Regions from separate parts of the Mus musculus genome. Here region 1 is linked to region 2. The links are chromatin loops, found by intact Hi-C in ENCODE. Cell type or tissue: left cerebral cortex. All regions are shown on one strand. Links, peaks and the distances in the headings refer to the core of each region. The heading gives the core; the rest is flanking DNA.

Region 1 (5,395 bases), core at 256-5,255, 490 kb before region 2:
TTGTGCACAATCACACGGCCAAGGTTAATTTTACTCAGGGAAATTAGTTCCTGTGCTCCCTGGTTTTAAAATGATTGCATAATTTGAAATCAGTATGTTGGTTATGCTATTATGAATAACAAAATATTTATTACACCAACCTTGAAAATGACACTATCTTAATCAGTTCTTTGAAAATTCTATGGCTATTAGCTACTTTCTTCTAATAATAGTCAACTCTCCGTCTTAGTCTGTTCTTCAAAACTTTTCTAAGCTGCCAAATATTACCTCTGTAACTTGGGAATTCTTCTTGGACAGCATCTCATTGCTAGTTTCTGCTCTTTACCTTGGGGCTTCAGTTTCTCTCTGTTCTCTTATGTCATATTTCTGGTTTAAAGTTCACTTTTGAGATTTTCTTTAATTCTCTTATTTTGCTAAAAAAAAAAAATTCTATAGGTACATGACAATTAACTATGTAACTACTAAATATTCAAAGATTTCATTCTATCTCATGGCAATTATGCCAGGCAAAGAATTATCAGGAAAAAAAAAAAACTATAGAAATGTGAAGGTACTGGTGATTCTATAATTTTAAATCTATTCTAATTCACCTTATTTTGGGGCATTTAAAAAATTTACTTTTTTACTTTGAATATTCTGTTATCTTTCTTATAACTTGGTGTTTCTTTCTTTCATCTACCAAATTTGGTAAAATATTGTCTCTCAGCTTGGAAAGACATCTCTCAATTATTCTTAGGACTATTTCCCCTCTGTTTTCTCTATCATCCCTTCTTCAAATATCACATGGGTTGATAATGTTTGTTGTCATGGTTTAATAACTTAAGGTTTCAATACTTACAGTATACTGCTTCATTTTTCAGTGTGCTTTTGGGCAGCATTTTCCTTGTTTTTTCAACTTTTTAGTGGAACTTTGATTTCTCAACCCTTGTTAGACATTCAGCACTGTTTCCTGTTACCTAATCACTTCCTGGTGACATTTTTTTTCTGTTGTTTTGTTTTTATTTTCATAAGGATCTAATATGTCAAGATATACTCTATGACTACAAATTTATTTTCAGATTTTTCTTTTTAAATTTTATATCAAAGACAACTTTTATGTTTCAATTCAAATATTGGTTTTTTTTTTTTTTTTCATTTCAAATTTTTGTCAGTATACTGGTCATCACCAATTCTAAGGTGACAATAAAGAACCCAGGTTGATATGTAAGCAGTATGTTCGGCTTGTTCTCAGGACACTTTGGTGCCTTAAAACTGGACGGTACTGTGTGAGCCTTGAGTCCACACTAATCAACTCAGGAGCCAGCTAGATTGACTAACCTGTCTCTCTTCTGAGAAGGCATTCAGCTTCCTTATGGATGAGCAGCTGCACTTAAAGTCTGGAATGCAGAGAAGTGACTAGCCACCCACTGAACGTATTGATTTGTAATGAATCCTTATTTTTTCATTCCAGCAGTTAAGGTGGCACTTCAGATAATGACTCTCCCCTCTACCCCATCCACAAAACAGACTTTCTACCTGTTGGCTGTGATCTGCTACTTATTGCAACTTGCCTCTCTGACTTTCTTAGCAACCAATCCTCAATTTTTTAAATAATATATGAAGAATTATGTTTTCTTCTTGTTCATCAATTTCTTTTTATCATTGTAAATTTTAATGTTCACTTTTCTCTCCATAGTATTTTTGAAAGGAATAGAGTTAAAAATATGTGTCCAGTTTCTCACTTTGTTTCAGAAATACACTGGAAATATACTTAATATTAACAAGAAAACTGCCTTATTAAGGAAGCAAAAGAAGACATTTGGTTAAACGCATCTTAACACATCAAAAGTGGTAGTGAATACCTGACACCATTTACACCTGCTCAGCAAGCACATTGTTTGCAAGGACAATTTATACTTCTGTCTTTTTTGTGAGGGGTTGTGAAGGTAAGAAGATCCAGTTAGTAAGGGATGGGTTTATTCTTTATCTAGATTTAACATGGTATCCTCTGTGCAACTCTTGAAATTGATTACACATTCTGTGACTTTCTCTCTATGACAAGGGCCAGAATGCCTTCAAGATATCTAAAGCAACTTTAACATACCTTGTAGGTGGAGGCTACTCTAGATAGCCCCTACAGGGAGGCACATATTTAATTTGCTTTTGTATTTCTGGGCCAAATATATGCCTAATAAAGATTAAGATTGCAAAATTATACAATTTCAGCCTGTGTAGTTTTATCAATCAAAATTAAATTATTTCAAATTTCTAATTTTAAACAAATAGATTTGAATTGTTATATTTCATCAATCTATATATTTTTAAGTTTCAAACATGTAATTAAAGATGGTTCTATAATGATCCACAGTAGTCAATGTACAAAAAGGATTTATATACAAAGCACACAAATGTGTAATTTAGATTAGAATATTACTCTGTAGATAACTAGTCACTCACAAAATTACACATACAAAGATCTAGATTCTTTATAGCATTTCAATATTTTGAAATCTCACCAATCAGAGAGCTAAAAAAAAAAATTACTGCTGTGGAATGTGATATAAAAGAGGCTGCCAGGGGAAAGTGGGTGTGAGATGCTGTCTTAGCAGGCTGACTTTTAGCTCCACATCACATTGTTAAAATAAAAATAGAAGAGATGAAATGTTGATGGAAACAAATCCCAAACAAAGTAGATCTCATCATGAATTCAAAGCTGGAGATTAGCACTGCAGGTAGACAAAGGTTTACTAAGGAAATCATTAGCAGAGAGCTTTGGATTTCTGTCTCCTGATACTAACTGAAAGAAAAAAATACATATGGATAAACTGATGGATTGATAGCTTTATTTCACACTGCAAAACCAGTCTCCAAACATAGATTTTAATTCAAAGGTATAGGAACTTATTTTGTTCTGTTGCTGTTATCAGCAGCTATTCCTGAAATCTGTGAGATAATACAGATTATTTTTTCTGATACATTTTAACTGATAAAATAATCATTTGCCATTCTTTTCTTAGTGAATTCAACTTATAGAATGCCTTACAAAATTAATTTGTCATGCATTAAATCACAGATTCTATTTAAGATAAACAAAATACAATGGTCTGAAACAAACAAACAAAAATCCTCTGTGAATTATTTAAAAACTTATTACAACTGACTTAAAAACCATTAGTACTTTGCAGTTCACTCAAGGCATCATAGATAGGATTCCTGCTTTTTAATACGATATTACTGCCTTTTAAAAAGAAGAACATAAAGCTCCATTCTGTCCTATCATTTGTATCTATATACATTCAATCATTCACATATACATACTGAAAGAACCTAGTGGGGAAACTCCCACTCAACTCCTGATTCAGCGTGCACCCAAGAATCACGAACAGAACACAACACCTTGATGTAACAACATAAGGTATTTTAATGGTGGAGCTCCGGGTTGAAACATATCTCACACAGGAGACAGTGGATTCGACCACGAGGCTTGAAAGCTAGGGGTTTTTATAGAAAAGGAGTGGGGCTGGGGGAGGAATTGGCGCGGTTTCACATGATTGGTCCATTTAAACATCAGCAGCCTGTTAACATTTAACTTAGGTCAGAGGGGTGGGAGGTAGGGAGGTGACATGACAGGCCTGCCAGGCCATGTCCTGGTCTGTTCTGCTATGTTCTCAGCCCCAGGTTTCAAAGCTCACAAACAACTCTTTGGGCTATTTGACATACATTACATGAATCACGGGTCTCAAGTTTTATTTCCTTTCAATACATGTATGTATATATACACAGTATGTTTACAAAATGGTAGAGAGTAGTTTTGACTGGCAAAGGAGCAGGTAGGCACCTACAATGATAGGACAATTTTCTTGGTATTCATGATGTGTTTGGAAGATTTTAAACATTAAATATGTACACTTGCTGTTATGTTTTATAAAAAAGAAAGAGGCTAGGGTATGTTTTGGTAGCGGACAGTATGGTGAGGTAGGATGGGTGCATCAGTGGACCTATGCTGAGGCATCCCTTCCCCCCGAGGTATCAGGCATACAGTGAGTATAGTAGGGAATAGAGTTTATTTAAGGCGTGGGACAGGGAGTTGTGAAGGGAGTATGGACAGAGAGAAAAAAATATGTGTCTGTGTGTGTGTGTGTGTGTGTGTGTGTGTGTGTATATATATATATATATATATATATATATATATATATATATAGAGAGAGAGAGAGAGAGAGAGAGAGAGAGAGACTCAGAGACAGAGACAGAGGCAAAGGACGAGGCCAGCCAGGTACATGTGAAAACAGAGAAAAGGAAGAGGAAAGAGGGAGAAAGATGTCTGGTATAGAATAGAGACAAAAATAATAAGAGTGTAAGCACAGAGGGGGCAAACAGCCCCTTTTATAGTAAGCCAGGCCTAACTGGCTGTGAAACCTACAAGGAATGCTAACATTTCTCCATTTTGGTTTAGTTAAAGGGAAACAAGAAAAAGGTGATGGTGAAGCAAAAATGGGGTTATCGAGATCTTTAGCTACTTCTTGCTGGCAGCAGTCAAGGCAATGGAGCAGTGGTTATCATACCACAATCTAGGTAGAAACTTGTCTTCTCAGAGACAGTGGGGGGTAAACTGTCAAAATTTACAAGCCATCGTCTATCATAATCAACTTAAACATTTAACGTTACATTTAGCAGATTTCTGACAATATTGAGAGATACTAAGCAAACCTGAGTTAGACAGTTTGTGTTTGTTTAATTACTTGTCTTGGATATATCTAGCAAATAATGAAAATACATTGTGATTTAATGACAGTAGTAAAATCAAGGCGAAACATAACATAAGGCAGTGGTGGTCTTTAATCTTTTCACTGTTGTTAATCTTTAATATTGAAATCATTATTTACCTTATTTTAATTGGAAAGTGCCTTTGGAGACACTTTCCAATTCAGCCTATCTTAAAGTGAGGAGGGAGTGATGTGTGAGCTGCCCATAACAAAGGGGATGGATGGTCACAGGACTACTCTTGTTAAGATGAAGCAGAAACAGCAGTTCTGCCTGAAAGACAGTCATGTCTCTTATATCTTACAATGGCAGAAGGAGCTAGGTATCTTAGAATGGAACAGCAGAAGTGTGACAGAGACAAACATAAAGACAAATCTAAGTAACATAGTGTGCGGAATGTGAGAAACATGGTGTGGCTTGACAGCAGGCAATGGCCACTAGAGTACAGAAGTGTAGGCAATGACTTGGAAAATGTATGCCAGTAAGGGGGCATGGACCTGGGAACAGATGGTAAGCCGTGGGAAAATGCAGGGGAGGGGAAACCTGACAGATCACTGGCAAGAGAGTTGTAAAAGTTTCCTTTTAAGGTACCAGTAAGTGACCATTTAGTGTTATTGCATTGTGAATAATGGGGCCAAATTTATCCTGTGAATTT
Region 2 (5,395 bases), core at 71-5,070:
ACTAGAACTTTGGTGCAAAGAATAACTGTCATGGTTTCTAAAATACTACGTGAATAAAAGGTTCATAGAATCTGAATTAATTTGTGTATAGCATAAACTGGGCTAAGCATACATAGTATAAGATGCCTTGTCATGCAAAATAGCCAAAAACATGAGCCATCTGCTTCATAGAATTCAAGGGAAATGATTGAATGATAGTACTGAAGTAGTGGCTTGTTGGACAAGTATGTCTCTGGCAGAATCCAGTGGCATCCCTTGATTTTTCCAGCCAATGGTACTTTAAAACATTTCTTCATGTTAACCCTATCACACTGAAATAACTTATCAGGACTTGATAAGACATTGAGTCTGAGCTGGGCAGTGGTGGCTCAAGCCTTTAATCCCAGCACTTGAGAGGCAGAGGCAGGCAGATTTCTGAGTTCGAGGCCAGCCTGGTCTACAGAGTGAGTTACAGGACAGCCAGGGCTACACAGAGAAACCCTGTCTCGAAAAACAAACAAACAAAAAAAGTAGACATTGAGTCTGGTATATAAGAATGTTAATAGATCCAATTTGGAATATGAAACTGGAATCTTGGTATTATTATTCCAGCAAGAAAAACAAGTTCATTATGATAAAAGAGAATCATTTTAGTCAGAACAAAGATAAATAAGTTCAAATATAACAAATGTCTGATTTGGTTGGTTCTTATAAAGTTTTGCTCAAAAAATGCTCTAAGTTACTTGTATTTTCGAATTTCTAGGAAAAAATACAAGAATTTGTTGGATGCTGAGGAATTTTACTCATATCCAAGTGCTATGTCATTATGTAGTTAAAAGGAAAATTAAACAGCCTAATATGATAGAAAATACGCCAAGATAATTTTTCCTATTTCCTTATGTTTATCTTCTTAAACATTTAAAATGTAGTTCTTTATTAAGCATGCAGTTCAGTTATTCAGTTTTTCTTTCCAAACAATGCTAGGTTAACAAGAATTGAACTGATTCTAAAGCCAATCTCCATATCATTTTATCTGTTCTACAAGTTTCATATCAACATGAAAATTTCATTTTCCCCAAACTGACTTACATCCCTGTTTACCTAAGATCCATTCATCTATTCTGATTTCTTATTTTCCCATTCTGTTCCTGTCTGTCTTACATACCGCTTATGCTGCAAGAACCACTAACTGATCCTCTGTGTTCTCTGAGAGTGAATAGCTAAAACTCTTCCTTCAGAACTCAGATCAAACATGCTTTCATTCTTTTTGTATAGCATTTTAGAGAACTCTTTGTTCTTAGCAAACAATTTATTTTTTAAAACACGGGGAGACAAAGACCAGTGAAGCAAAGAGAAATATTTAGTTCCCTGAAACAGGCTGTGTGAGATATTGTTCCTGAGTGCTTAGCACAAATATTGACTCATTGCAGACTCTCAAAGAGCTTTGAATACAGTAATGAATGGTCTTTCAAGTTCCAATCATACATCTGATTGGAGCTCTGTATTAATGAACTAATTCAATACAGTATCCAATCAGGCAGGCAGTACGAGCCCGTAATATGAATACTGTAGAGACTGAGTCTAAAGAAAGAGAATATTTGAGACTATTTGTATTCATGTCTCCATTTTCCCAAAGAAAAGGCAAAATGATATTGTGTCCTGATGTTTTCACAATCAGTAAGCAGCATTAAATGCAGTATCAAGCCTGGTTCTAGACATCTGCCTAGAGTACACACTTTTGATTCATAAGTTCCATTCTCTGATTATTAATTATGAAAGATTATTAATTATGAAAGCAGTAGATTAATTAATTTGCATCAAATAGAACACTGAGTGGATGCATTTTCCTGGGCATGTATTCTGTATATACTATGTTTATTGAGTTAGAAAATAGTAACTTTCCACTGTTTCCCAGTAACTAGAACTTTATAAATGGTGACTTTATAATGGATAGTGTATATTCTGATGTTATGACTGAGAGCCTTAAGAGCTGAATATATTTCTAGTCCCTATTTGTTCTCTGTTAGCTAAACTTGTTTTAAATTGTCATTCTTCACTATGTAGGTTTATAATCCTAGCAAAAGCATCACTGTATGTTTTGTGGAACATAATGGTTGTCCTGCAAGGACATTCAATGATGGGATGCCTTGAGCATCAATACATTTGTTTCTCAAACTGTAAAACTTATTAAAAACAAAGGGACTAATATGAAATTTAAAGTATCTGTTGTTTTTTATCCAGAAGATGCAAATGCTTATATAAAAATATATAATTCTATGGACTATAAAAAAGGTAATAAAAAATCTAATTCTTTTCTGTTTTTAATGGTCAAAAGCAACAGTAACATATGTGGAATTATAGTTTTTGTCATTCCAAATAGAAGACTAAATGTACACATTAGAAGTTGCATTTTCTCTGCATTAATAAGAGTAGTAAGAGCTTTCCCTTCACCACTAACTGATGGAGCAGTGACTCAGAGACCAGAGAAGCAGTTTCATAGGCTGTCATCTCTCTCCATAGTCACATTTGTAACCACAGCTATAATAAAAACTGTTGAATTTCCAAAATCTTTGGGAGCTAGGAGTGATTTTCCTTGCTGTGTTTTCCCCAGAACTCTCTTCTCCTACCTTTAAACTGTGAGTGGGTCTCACTCTCCAATTACCCAAAGAGTTCCAAGCACACACAGAACTTTATTTTGTAGCATTCCAGACAGGATATAATTAACAGTCCCACATTTAGAAGCACTTCATAAAATGAGAAGCACAAGTATTGTACTGTATAATATAATGGTAAACCTATATAATACCTACTGTTTCTTTAAATGTGATTGCATCCATTTCCTCTTATTTCATTATTCACTTGTGGAAATTGTTCACTTATTGCTAATTTCTAATGACTTTATTTTCAATTTTAATCCAAGTCTTTTTATTACTACTGACTCAAATTTCTTAGCAAATATAATTATGATTCTTCAATAATTTACTGACTATAAACACATAGGGGGAAAGCTATATTAAAAGCAATCTTTTCCATTCCATTATTATTTTAAATCATCGAGGAAAGCTTATTAATTTTGACTAAATACTTATATAGCAAAATTATAGGGGCAACTGCCAATGCAAGAGGTAATAATTAAGCTTGGTTCAAATGTTTCTTGTTGATAAGAAAAATATTTTGCTAGTACTCAGAAGTTACTTGAAGACATTTAGCACTTACTTAATTCTACTTATTTGTACATGGAAGTACAATAAATGTGGACAAAAGAAGTGATTTTATAACTCACCATAGATGCTATGATTATATTTTATGAAGGAGATAGACCATCTAGAAGGAGTAGTTAAATTGGACAGACAACACTCTAAGAAAGCTTTTGAGAAAATATTCCATGAGTTCTTTCTCAAAGTGCTCAAAGTCTTCACTGAGTAGCCAGGAAAGTAAATGGGATGGTCAAGAAATTGATAATTAGTTAATTGCCATAAGCACAGCAGTTAGGAGGCACCAATGCATGTTTATAAGCTACCATTTGATACGGACAGACATACTTACCAGAGGCATGGGTCAAAGCATTAAAGCCACGGTAAGGTATGTAGAGTAGCCTATCTTAAAAAGGCAAATGGTCAGGGAAGGATTTTCAACAAGATCAACATTTTCCATTTTAGTGTTCTTTGTTGTAGAGAATTGGGGTACAGATGGTAAACGGTTTCGCTCTGAGGAATGGGAACTTGTAGAGAAGGCAGTGGGTTGAGAGAATCCTCTCCTCAATGGCTTCTATTTAATCTATAAATAAAGTGCTAACATCATGTCCTATGGATGAGGAAGAAGGGGGTGTCATAGAGTGTTTAAAGCAAGTGATGAAGACATAAATGCCATCTGTGGGGAAACTGAACAAAGCAAATGTCTTAAGGAGTGATTGCTGGCTGTGCTGACTTCCCTGTTCATGTTGTGGGGGCTCAACCTTACATGGTTTTATTCTTTGATTTGATTCACAGAAAAATTCCATGCCCTAAAGCATAGAAAGCATGCTTTCTGGGAAGATTTGAAGCACAGGTTTTATAAGACAAGAAAGGGGGTTTTTGGAAATGGTTGAACTAACCAGTACCCCCAGAGCTCATGTCTCTAGCTGCATATGTAGCAGAAGATGGCCTAGTTGGCCATCTTTGGGAAGAGAGGCCCCTTGGTATTGCAAACTTTATATGCTCCAGTACAGGGGAAAATCAGGGCCAAGAAGTGGGAGTGGGTGGGTAGGGGAACAGGCAGGGAAGGGTATAGGGAACTTTTGGGATAGCATTTGAAATGTAAATAAAGAAAATATCTAATAAAAAAAGAAAAACAGGTTAAAAAAAGAAATGATGAGTCATGAGATCTTGGCTGCATACAGGATAAAATTAAGATGGGATGGAGGGAATAGATTAGGAATTCAAATCCTGCAAATCCTAGCAGTGTGGGATATGCATAGAGAAGCAAAGGGTGCAAGCTGACAGGACTGAGGGGCCATGAAAGGAAATTCTTTATTTCATTTTTTGAGACATTGCCAAGTACAAGGAAAGACCAAGAATATCACCTGAAATAAATTTGAGAAAATTGGTGAAATTTAAATGATCAGTAACTTCAAAGAACACCCCATTTTATTTTTATTTCCTAGAAATTAATTCTCCTAGACATGGTGTTTGTAATAGAAGCATAGTAAAATGGTACTTTCATGTACAGGTAGTAAGACTGCATTGCAAAATATTATTTCTCTTTGATAAAAAGAAGTTTGAATGTACAAGTGAATAAGAATGATTCTTGGACAAATATACTATAAATTTCATTGCTAAAGGGCGATTTAAAATCCACAGCTAAACATCTTATTCTCAGATAAAACTAGAAATACCATTCCCTTAAATGTGGAAATTTGAAGTTCTTTGTAATAATAAAGAAAAAGTTAGGATATTCTATAGTAACATTAATTTTAAGCAAAAAAAAGAAACAGATTTTCCCACTAAGAATTTCTGTCTATATTACAAATCTCTTCACAGTACAAAATTAAAAGAATATTCTAAGAAAAAAAAAACTACAGAAGTGCTCTAATGAACAATGAGAGTCATCACATAATTCACAGCAAGGAAAAATAGACACCTTTACAATTGGAATGTAATTGAAAATAAATAAATAATTTAGATGATGTATCAGGAAAACTATTCTGGCCTTACATTTACTGCTTATAGAATCTTAAATTTCAGGAATAAATTGTGCTAGGTCTACTGGAATATGACTGTTTTCAACTAGTTTATGAATTTATTAAATATATAGTCATGTGAAAGATTGCAACTAGCATTTTAATTCACCTTACATTTATATGATTAAAGTTTCCCTGCTTAAATTATTTGTAAATTTGTTTGTAAACAGATTTATAAAATATATTTAATATTTAAAA

Evidence for each region. Peaks named below come from ENCODE experiments on the same cell type or tissue, not always from the same donor. Only the 100,000 strongest peaks of a DNase experiment are listed, where the experiment ranks them.
Region 1: a loop joins it to region 2, with 2.9 times the contacts of the local background. A loop is called at or near these places in 2 of 42 quality-filtered maps.

Annotation. Positions count from the first base shown.
Region 1 is chr3:13,237,525-13,242,919 of GRCm38, forward strand. No RefSeq gene overlaps it. Among named protein-coding and RNA genes, the nearest start is that of Ralyl, 230 kb to the right of the region's middle. In left cerebral cortex, for the core only: no CTCF peak of the experiment used is centred there; DNase peaks (open chromatin) are centred at 2,582 and 5,217.
Region 2 is chr3:13,730,903-13,736,297 of GRCm38, forward strand. All of the region lies in intron 1 of Ralyl (RALY RNA binding protein-like), which reads left to right. Among named protein-coding and RNA genes, the nearest start is that of 4930539N22Rik, 81 kb to the left of the region's middle. In left cerebral cortex, for the core only: no CTCF peak of the experiment used is centred there; DNase peaks (open chromatin) are centred at 2,588 and 3,811.